Regions from separate parts of the Homo sapiens genome. Here region 2 is linked to region 1. The links are chromatin loops, found by intact Hi-C in ENCODE. Cell type or tissue: Caco-2. All regions are shown on one strand. Links, peaks and the distances in the headings refer to the core of each region. The heading gives the core; the rest is flanking DNA. Region 1 overlaps RUNDC3B (RUN domain containing 3B). Region 2 holds the start of LOC124901690 (a long non-coding RNA gene).

Region 1 (5,386 bases), core at 121-5,120:
CCAATGCTCATGATGTGGTTATACTTTCAGCTGTTGGACATTTATAAGGATCTAACCCCTGAAATCTAAGGATGTAACATCTGTGGTTCCAAATATTCCAATGCAACTCCAAAGGTCCATGACTTGAAGTAATTTTTAATTTTGATAAGATAATATATTTAAAGCCCTTGGGCTATGAGGAAAGTTTTGAAAGTGTGAGTGAGCAATTCTGATGCTAGAAAAATTACTAGCATCAGCAATATAGCAAATTGTTGTAATTTTCCACTTACCACTTACTGTCTGATTTGAGTGATTCTTTTTTTTTTTTTTTTTTTTTGAGACGGAGTCTCGCTCTGTCACCCAGGCTGGAGTGCAGTGGCACGATCTTGGCTCACTGCAACCTCCGCCTTCCAGGTTCAAGTGATCTCTTGCCTCAGCCTCCTGAGTAGCTGGGACTACAGGCACACGCCACCATGCCCAGCTAATTTTTGTACTTTTAGTAGAGACGGGCTTTCAACATGTTGGCCAGGATGGTCTTGATCTCTTGACCTCGTGATCCACCCACCTCAGCCTCCCAAAGTGCTGCGATTACAGGCATGAACCACCGCGCCTGGCCTTGTGTAATTCTTAAGATGTACTCCAGTATTGGTTGTGAGTACTTAAATGTGCTCCAGTACTATTTGTGACACGGCACACTGAGAAAATCATAGGCTATCAATCTTCATGAAAATAACTATAGTAATATAGAATTTTATGTTAATGGAAAGAATACCTAGGTAGCAATTACTGAAGGTCAAAGAAAGGGAAAGTCACCAAAGATAAAGGTGTTACATATACTCTAACCCCTGACTCCCTTAGGAAAAGCAGGAAAACAGAACTGCCTACCTCCAGCTTCTCTTTACTACTTTGGAAGAGGTATCTGACAGATGCTATCTGTTTATTGTTGGTCCTTGCCCTCTACTCAACATAAACTCTATAAGGGTAGGAACTATATGTTTAATTCATTCTTGAATCACCAGCGCCTAGAACTGGGCCTGACTCACCATACTTTCTCAATAAATATCTGTTAATAAAACAATATCAGAGAAGTTACAAAAGCAATTTAATACCAAGAGGAGTAATGAGAATTTCTTCTTCTTTATTCATTTAAAGCTTCCTGGAATTGGAAAACATGTATATGGCTTGTGAATATCCTAACTTCTTCATAATTAATATTACAATGTTCTTCATTCGTGTTATTTTCTTTTTTAACTTTAGACATAGTCATGGGATAAAGATTTACTTTATATAACTTTACAATTATTTCCCTTTAAAGAAAACATACTGAAAGAAGCAACCTTAAAAGGAGACAGATGTCCAAAAATTATGCTATTTACCTATTTACCAATGAAATATTCTTGCCCAAAAAGTTAAACCTAAATCTAAACAAGTCTCTGAAAGTGGCAATGGTTTTCAACCCTGGCTGCACTTTAGAACTTGACACTATCCTTTAAGAAGAAAGAGACATTAATGAGTAATTTAGAACTTAAAAAAAATCAAGTGACTCATTATTTGCCCCATTTTAAAATGTAAAATAAACCCTGGCTCCTTAGAGGAGTGAATGATGCAGGTGTGGGGCACTAAATATACAAGATGAGCTTGAGATATCTTGTGCTAGAAAGTAAGAGTTATCAAAAACAAATGGTTCATATTAGAAGGACACAAGATTCAACATGAAGGAGCCTCAGTTAGACAAAAATGGGGCAATTTGAGCATCAAAAATAAAAAGAAATGTAAGTGATAGAAGCACAATAAAAACATTTCTACTATAATGCAGGAACAAACAAAACAAACAAGAAGTGTTTTGTAATATCATACAGAAAATGGGTGACCTATGGGGAGGTCAGGATCAGAAGATGACAATTCAAAACCTAATCATCTTTCTAACTAGAACACAGAGGAAAACAATAACAATCCTAATAAAATTACAAACTCAATTTAAAAGGTTTGTTAAATTCCTATATAGAAAAGAAATATTGCAATAAATCTGGATTTTAACAACAACAAACTGAAAGCCTTTGACAGAAGAGTAAGGAAGGGTTGAGGATGCTGGGGTTGAGGCTTGCCATGAAGGCAAGGGAAAAATGCACAAAGATGGAGTAAATAGAGAGCAAGCACCTCCAACTCTTAGTTAAATGAAACCAGTGGAATGCAAGGTGATAATGTACAATGAGAGAATGCCATCTGTTGGTGGCTTGTAGTATTTGACTGTATTCGTGTATTTTGATTCAGCTGCTGTCACTTGTTGAGACACATTAACCTATGAATCAAGGGATTTCCTTGCTACATTGACATCATCCCTTTATTTATAAATCTTATGTAAGTTAATTCGCATCGCAAAAGAATTCTAACTGTAACGAGTTCAAAATAATAAAAGGAGGAAAAATAAGAAACAAAAATCATCATGTCATTAGAAACTATTAAAAAGAGGTAGGACATCAGTGTCTTACTCTAAAACTTAACAATATTCCATAAGAACTGAATTTCAGGGCAACCACCAAAAAACCCTAACTGACGAGGGAAAGTTCTTCTTTATAGTTAATTCCAGACAATAAGTATGAAATGACTAACAGCTGGGAAATCACCCATTACAAACCCTAATTAATCAACTGCTTTAGGCAATGCTCACCCAATTAAGCCATTAAGTGAAAGGCTGACAGGAACTTTTCCATAGGAGAAACTAGGCTGCCACCACCTGAATCCACTGCCTGATCTTATAATCACTAAAAGTGGGACAACCAGTGTGCTTCAAATATGATACAATGTGAAGTCCACAGCATCATCTATAAAATACTCCTGCTAAAAAAATTTAAACTTAAATTTAACCCAGCCCCATAGAGCAGCAGTTCTCAGCCCTGACTGCCCATCAGAAACACCCAGAAACCCATCAGAAACGACTTTAAAAGTTTAATTTTCTAGTACCCACATTAAAGAGAAACAGAAATTTTAATAATGTACTTATTTAACCAAATCTATTCAGGATATTATTTTATGATGCAGTCTATATATAAAGTTATTCATATTTTATATTCTTTAAACTCTGCTCCTTTACAGCTATGTCCCCAAACTTTTCCGTTACTGTCACAAAATTACATCTTTATACACTTTGTGCCCCCAAACATAAACTAATATTACTTTTAAACACATTAGTCCCATAAATTATGTAGAAAACAAAATGTGGTTACAAACCAAATTAGCTTTTAGACTAATAATTGTTTTCATTAAATGTATTAGTCTCTTAAGAGAAAACAAAAGTTGAGTTACGAACCATTGTCACAATACTACAAGATTTTATAATTATCCATGGTATATCCTTACTGATACATTTATTTCTTCATACAGCTTTAAATTACTGTCTGGTGTTCTTTAATTTTACCTTGCAGGACTCCCTCTTGCAAGGCAGGTCTAGTAGTAATGAATGTCTTCAGCTTATATTTATCCGGGAACACCTTAACGTCTCTCTTATTTTTGAAGGGCAGTTTTGCTGGCTATATGAAACATGGTTGACAGTTTTTTTCTTTTAGCACATTGAAAAATTTGCCCACTGCCTTCTGGCCTCCAGAATTTCTTTCTTTTTAAAGTTTTTGTTGGTACAGAGTAGATGTTATGTTTTTATGTCGTACATGAGACATTTTGATACAAGCACACATTGTGTAATAATCACATCATGAAGAGTAGGGCCATCCCCTTAAACTTTTATCCTTTATGTTACCAGCAATCCGATTTTACTTTTAGTTATTTTTAAATATAAAATAAGATTATTATTGACTATAATCTGTTGTACTATCAAATACTAGGTCTTATTCATTCTAATTATTTTTATTGTACCCATTAACCATCCCTACTTCCATCCCCAACCCCCCTCACTACTCTTCCCAGGCTCTGATAAACATCTTCCTACTCCCTATGTCCATTAGTTCAATTGTTTTGATTTTTATATACCAAAAATATGTGATAACATGGAATATTTTTCTTTCTCTTCCTGGCTTATTTCACTTAACACAGTGACCTCCAATTCCACCCAAGTTGTTGCAAATAACAGGATCTCATTCTTCTTTATGGCTGAATAGTACTCCATTATGTATAAGTACCACATTTTCTTTATCCATTCATCTGTGTATGGGCACTTAGGTTGCTTCCAAATCTTGGCTATTGTAAATTATGATGCAAAAACTTGGGAGTGTAGATATTTCTTCAATATACTGATTGCCTTTCTTTTGGGTATATACCAAGGGGTGGGATTGCTGGATCATATGGGGTAACATTATTTATTTTTATTTATTTAGTGTTTTGTAGACAAAGTCTCACTCTTGACGCTCAGGCTGGAGTGCAGTGGCATGATCTTGGCTCACTGCAACCTCTACCTCCCAAGTTCAAGCAATTCTCCCTACCTCAGCCTCCCGAGTAGCTGGGACTACAGGCGTCCGCCACCATGCCTGGCTATTTTTTTTTTTTTTTTTGTATTTTTAGTAGAGACGGGGTTTCCCCGTGTTGGCCAGGCTGGTCTCAAACTCCTGACCTCAGGTGATCCACTTGCCTTGGACTCCTAAAGTGTTGGGATTACAGGCTTGAGCCACCATGCCCAGCCATTATTTTTAATTTCTTGAGGAACCTCCAAACTGTTCTTCATAGTGGTTGTACTAATTTACATTCCCACCAACAGTGTACAAGGGTTTAGTTTACTCCACATCTTTGCCAGCATTTGTTATTGCCTATCTTTTGGATAGAAGCCATTTTAACTGGGGTGAGATGATATCTCATTGTAATTTTGATCTGCATTTCTCTGATGATCAGTGATGTTGAGCACCTTTTCATATGCCTGTTTGCCATTTGTTTGTCTTCTTTTGAGAAATATCAATTCAAATCTTTTGCCCACTTTTTAATCAGATAATTTGATTTTTTTCCTATTGAGTTGTTTGAATTCCTTATATTCTGATTATTAATCCTTTGTCAGATGGATAGTTTGCAAATATTTTCTCCCACTATGTGGGGTTGTGTCTTTACTTTGTTGATTGTTTTCTTTGCTATGCAGAGGCTTTTTAACTTGATGTGATCTCATTTGTCCATTTTTGCTTTGGTTGCCTATGCTTGTGGGACACTATTATTCAAGAAGTTTTTGCCCAGACCAATGTCCTAGAAAGTGTCTTCAAAGTTTTCCTGTAGTAGCTTCATAGTTTGAGGTCTTAGTTATTTAAGTCTTTGACTGATTTTGATTTGATTTTTGTATATGGTGAGAGATACAGGTCTAGTTTCATTCTTCAGTATACGGATATCTGGTTTATTTATAGAAAACACTGTCTTTTTCCCCAGTGTATTTATTTGGCAACTTTGTCAAAAATAGATCACTGTAGGTATGTGGATTTGTTTC
Region 2 (5,386 bases), core at 154-5,153, 130 kb before region 1:
CAGTTGTAATATCTCCCATTTCGTTTCCAGTTGAGCTTATTTGGATCTTCTCTCTTCTTTTCTTGGTTAATCTCACTAACGGTCTATCAATTTTATTTATCTTTCCAAAGAACCAGCTTTTTGTTTCATTAATCTTTTGTACTTTTGTTTGTTTGTTTTAATTTCATTTAGTTCTGCTCTGATCTTGGTTATTTCTTTTCTTCTGCTGGGTTTGGGTTTAGATTTTTCTTGTTTCTCCAGCTCCATGAGGTGTGACCTTAGATTGTCTATTTGTACTCTTTCGGACTTTTTGATATAGGCATTTAACGCTATGACCTTTCCTCTTAGCACTGCCTCTGCTGTATCTTAGAGGTTTTGATAGGTTGTGTCACTGTTATTGTTCAGTTCAAAGAATTTTTAAATTTCCATCTTGATTTCATTGTTGACCCAATGATCATTCAGGAGCAGGTTATTGAATTTTCATGTTATTGCATGGTTTTGAGGGTTCCTTTTGGATTGATTTCCAATTTTATTCCACTGTGGTCTGAGAGAGTACTTGATATAATTTCAATTTTCTTAAATTTACTGAGACTTATTTTGTGGCCTATCATAAGGTCTATCTTGGAGAATGTTCTATGTAATGATGAATAGAATGTATATTCTGCAGTTGTTGGGTAGAATGTTCTGTAAAAATCGTTAAGTCCATTTGTTGTAGGGTATACTTTAAGTCTATTGTTTCTTTTTTGACTTTCTGTCTTAATGACCTGTCTAGTGCTGTCAATGGAGTATTAAATTCCCCCACTATTATTGCGTTGCCATCCATCTCGTTTCTTAGGTCTAGTAGTAATTGTTTTATAAATTTGAAGTACCAGTGTTAGGTGCGTGCATATTTAGAATTGTGATATTTTCCTGTTGGACTAGTCCTTTTATCATTGTATAGTGTTCCTCTTTGTCTTTTTTAACTGCTGTTGCTTTAAAGTTTGTTTTGTCCAATGTAAGAATAGCTATTCCTGCTTGCTTTTGGTGTCCATTTGCATGGAATATCTTTTTCTACCCCTTTACCTTAAGTTTATGTGAGTCCCTATGTGTTAGGTGAGTCTCTTGAAGATGGCAGAAACTTGGTGAATTATTATCCATTCTGCCATTCTGTATCATTTAAGTGGAGCATTTAGGCCATTTATATTCAATGTTAGTATTGAGATGCGAGGTACTATTCTATTCATTGTGTTATTTGTTGTTTGAATACTTTCGGTTATTTTTCATTGTGTTATTGTTATATAGGTCCTGTGAGATTTATTCTTTAAGGAGGTTCTATTTTGGTGTATTTTGAGGATTTGTTCAAGATTTTAGTTCCTTTTAGCAGTTCTTGTAGTGCTGTCTTGGTAGTAGCGAATTCTCTCAGCATTTGTTTATCTGGAAAAGACTATATCTTTCCTTCATTTATGAAGCCTTACTTTCACTGCATACAAAATTCTTGGCTGATAATTTTTTTTTTTTTTGAGATGGAGTCTCACTCTGTTGCCCCAGCTGGAGTGCAATGGCATGATCTCGGCTCCTGCAACCTCTGCCTCCCGGGTTCAAGCGATTATCCTGTCTCAGCCTCCCAAGTAGCTGGGATTACAGGCTCGTGCCACCAGGCCTGGCTAATTTTTGTATTTTTAGTAGAGACGGGGTTTCACCATGTTGGTCAGGCTGGTCTCGAACTCCTGACCTCATGACCCACCCACCTCAGCCTCCCAAAGTGCTGGGATTACAGGCGTGAGCCACCACGCCTGGCTGATAATTTTTTTTAAGAAGGCTAAAAATGGGACCCCAGTCCCTTCTAGCTTGTAAGGTTTCTGATGAGAAATCTGCTGTTAATCTGATAGGTTTTCCTTTATATTACCTGATGCTTTTGCCTCAGTTCTTAAGATTCTTTCCTTCATCTTGACTTTAGATAAACTGGTGACCATGTGCCTAGGAAATTATCTTTTTGTGACGAGTTTCCCAGATGTTCTTTGAGCTTCTTGTATTTGGATGTCGAGATCTCTAGCAAGGCCAGGGACACTTTTATTGATTATTCCCTCAAATATATTTTCCAAGCTTTTAGATTTCTCTTCTTCCTTGTGAACACCAATTATTCTTAAGTTTGGACATTTAACATAGTCCCAAACTTCTTGGAGTCTTTGCTCATTTTTTAAAATTCTTTTTTCTTTGTCTTTGATGGATTGGGTTAATTTGAAAGCCTTATCTTCAAGCTCTGAAGTTCTTTCTTCTGCTTGTTTGATTCTATTGATGAGACATTCCAGTGCATTTTGCATTTCTCTAAGTGTGTCCTTGATTTCCAAAAGTTGTGATTATTTTTTATTTATGCTATTTCACTGAAGAATTTTCCTTTATATCCTGTATCATGTTTTTTTTTTTTTCTTTAAGTGGGACTTCACCTTTCTCAGATGCCTCCTTGATTAGCTTAATAATCATCCTTCTAAACTCTTTCTGTCAATTCAGAGATTTCATCTCATTTTGGATCCATTGCTGGTGAGCTGGTATGATTTTCTGGGAATGTTAAAGAACCTGGTTTTTTCATATTACCAGAATTGTTTTCCTGGTCCTTCTCATTTGGGCAGACTATGTCAGAGGGAAGCTCTTAGGTTCAAGGGCTGCTGTTCAGAATATTTTGTCCCACACTGTGCTCCCTTGATGTGGTGTTCTCCCCCTTCCCCTAGGAATGGGGCTTCCTGAGAGCTGAACTGTAGTGATTGTTTTTGTCCGTCTGGGTCTAGCCACCCTGCAGAGCTCCCAGGCTCCAGGCTGGTACTGGGGAGTGTCTGCAAAGAGTCCTGTGATGTGATCCAGCTTCAGGTCTTGCAGCCATGGATACCAGCACTTGCTTTGGTGGAGGTAGCAGGGGAGTGAAGTGGACCCTGTGAGGGTCCTTGGTTGTGTTTTTGTTTAGTGTACTGGTTTTGTGTTGGTTGGCCTCGAGCCAGGAGGTGGCGCTTTCAAGAGCACATCAGCTGCAGTCCTACAGGGAAGATGCAAACTTTGCCCTAGGGACACCTGGTTAAGTATTCAGGTTTCACAGGCAGTGGGCAGGGCCATCATGCTCTCAAGAGATTATGACCTTTGTCTTTAGCTGCCAGGGAGGGTAGAGAAAGACCACCAGGTAGGTGCAAGGATAGGCATGTCTGAGCTCAGTCTCTTCTTGGTTGGGGCTTGCTGTGGCTGCTGTGGGGTATTGGGGGTGTGGTTCCCAGTCCATAAAGTTATATTACCAGGGGGATTCTGGCTGCCTCTGCTGAGTCATACAGGTCACCGGGGAAGTAGGGGAAAACCAGCAATCACAGACCTCACCCTGCTCCCACACAGCCTGCAGTCCTAAAGGCTGGTTTCACTCCCACCAGGCCCCACAACAGCACTGTCTATTTCCAGGCCGCCAGTGACCAGGGCTGACAACTTGCCCAGACCACAAGACTCCCTGTTGAGAAAGCAAGCGGACTCACAGTTTTTCAGTGTCTCAGGGAGCCTGCAGCAGTGATCCAGTTCCTTCAAAAGGTCTGTGGATTCTCTTGGCTTTCCTGGTATGTTCCTGTGGTAGTTCTTGGAGCAAAAGTTCACAATGTGAGTCTCCACACACTGTTGTGTCTGTCTGAGCGGGAGCTACACGCTAGTCCTGTCTCCTATCCACCATACTAATCTCTCAGAATTCTACTTGTGGCTATTTTAATTTAATTTAATTTAATTTAAAATTCAGATCCTCAACCAAACTAGCTGCATTTCAAGTGCCGAACCTGTAGCTAGTAACTACTATATTGGACAGCTAAGATGTAGAACATTTCTATCATGCAGAAAAGTTCTATTGGAAAGACAGCACTGGGTTCCAGAGTTTAAACGACTTGCCCCCAGACCCCATGGCGAGTAATAAAGTACCCTAGGACCTAAATCTCCTGCTTTCAGGTCTGAGTTTCTTTCCACAATATCTCCCTGGTTGAAATCTGGGTTTGTGTAACCTTCACCTTGATCCTGATTCTGGTTTGGTAAAACATAACAAAAAATTTTCTACATGATGCTCTTTGGAGGCGTTTTACTCATTCCCTATTTTCTTTTTAACCCCTGCCTCATGTGACATGGCTTCAGGTTCCTTCATCATCAATATGATCTCAAAATATACTGTAGTGTGTCAATGTCCCAGCTAAAGTGTGGTGTCCAGAATTAATGACGTAGCTTAGATATTGTTTCACAAGCAAACAATAGAGAGGAACTTTTTTCTTCCTTGTCCTAAATTCTTGCCTAAGAGGACATTCTATCATATTTTTGGTAAATAAATTTCATTGAGCTTACTGTCATTACAAAAAAAATTCCCCAAATCTTCAAAATGAGCGAAACAGTTAAGAATTGTTCAGGAAATTGTAGCCTGAACAAGATTTCAGTAGTATACAACAGACTTTAATGCAGTACGTTCTGTGATAGTTACAGTCAAAGAGAATTAGAACCCTAGGACCTGGAAAAGTTCTTCACTTTCCTTTGCTATATGATGGAGCCAAATTCTTTACTCAGTTCTCTTCGTTGGAAAATGAACTTGATCAGATTTTATAATGATCGTGCTGCTATACATATACTCTAATTTTTAATTTTTTAAGATGTTTGAAATGTTTAAAATAATTGCATAGGCCAAACACATCATCTTGATGTAATAAAAATTAAAATAGGTTTTTTTTTTCTTTAGGAGGCTGTCTTAGCTCAGGCTACCATGTCAAAAATATCATAGACTCAGTTACTTAAACAATAAACATTGTTTCTTATAGTTCTGGAGGCTGGGAAGTACAAATTGAAGGCCGTGGCAAATCTAGTATCTGGTGAGGACCAACTCCTAGCTTGTGGACAGCAACCTTCTTGCTGTATTCTCACATGGCCCAGAGTGCTAGTTCTCTCCCTATTCTTATAAAGACACTAATTCCATCATATAGGCTAGACCCTCATGACCTAATTACTTTCCAAAGGCCCTACCTTCAAATACCACCACATTAGGGCCTCAACATAGGAATTTGGAGGCAGGGGGACAAAAACATTCACATGTTAGCAGAGGTTAAGAAGATATCTTTTGTCAAATTTGTAAGTCTAACTTGTTAGGTGCTTGATATATCTGAGAAAACAAGTATAAATTATAAAGTTTTTTCCTCAGTTATATATAGAGTGTTTAATGTTGGGTAAAATTATTCTGTCAAATTTATGAATTAACTGAATATTAATCAAAGAACAGTGAAAGTAATGATCTTATTTTTATTTTAACAAAAAGTAAGATTGTGAACTAAGCCTAAAGACTTAAGGAAAACTACATTTTAAATTTTATGAGTTACCAAAATAGAATATCAATGAAATAAAAGAACGGCAAGTATTTCTTTTGTGAATTACTGCTTTCCTCTCTGTC

What was found. A loop is a pair of places that touch in the nucleus more often than their neighbours do. Peaks named below come from ENCODE experiments on the same cell type or tissue, not always from the same donor. Only the 100,000 strongest peaks of a DNase experiment are listed, where the experiment ranks them.
Region 2: it touches region 1 in a loop (11-fold over the local background); 2 of 110 quality-filtered maps call a loop at or near these places.

The regions. Positions count from the first base shown.
Region 1 is chr7:87,794,816-87,800,201 of GRCh38, reverse strand. All of the region lies in intron 8 of RUNDC3B (RUN domain containing 3B), which reads right to left. Among named protein-coding and RNA genes, the nearest start is that of SLC25A40, 79 kb to the left of the region's middle. In Caco-2, for the core only: a CTCF peak has its summit at 2,156 (motif pointing left); no DNase peak of the experiment used is centred there.
Region 2 is chr7:87,924,698-87,930,083 of GRCh38, reverse strand. It overlaps LOC124901690 (a long non-coding RNA gene), which reads left to right and starts at 3,352. Exons shown (of 2, transcript XR_007060414.1): 1 at 3,352-3,513. RefSeq lists enhancers at 2,746-3,314, 2,975-3,434. In Caco-2, for the core only: a CTCF peak has its summit at 2,955 (motif pointing right); DNase peaks (open chromatin) are centred at 3,003 and 3,363.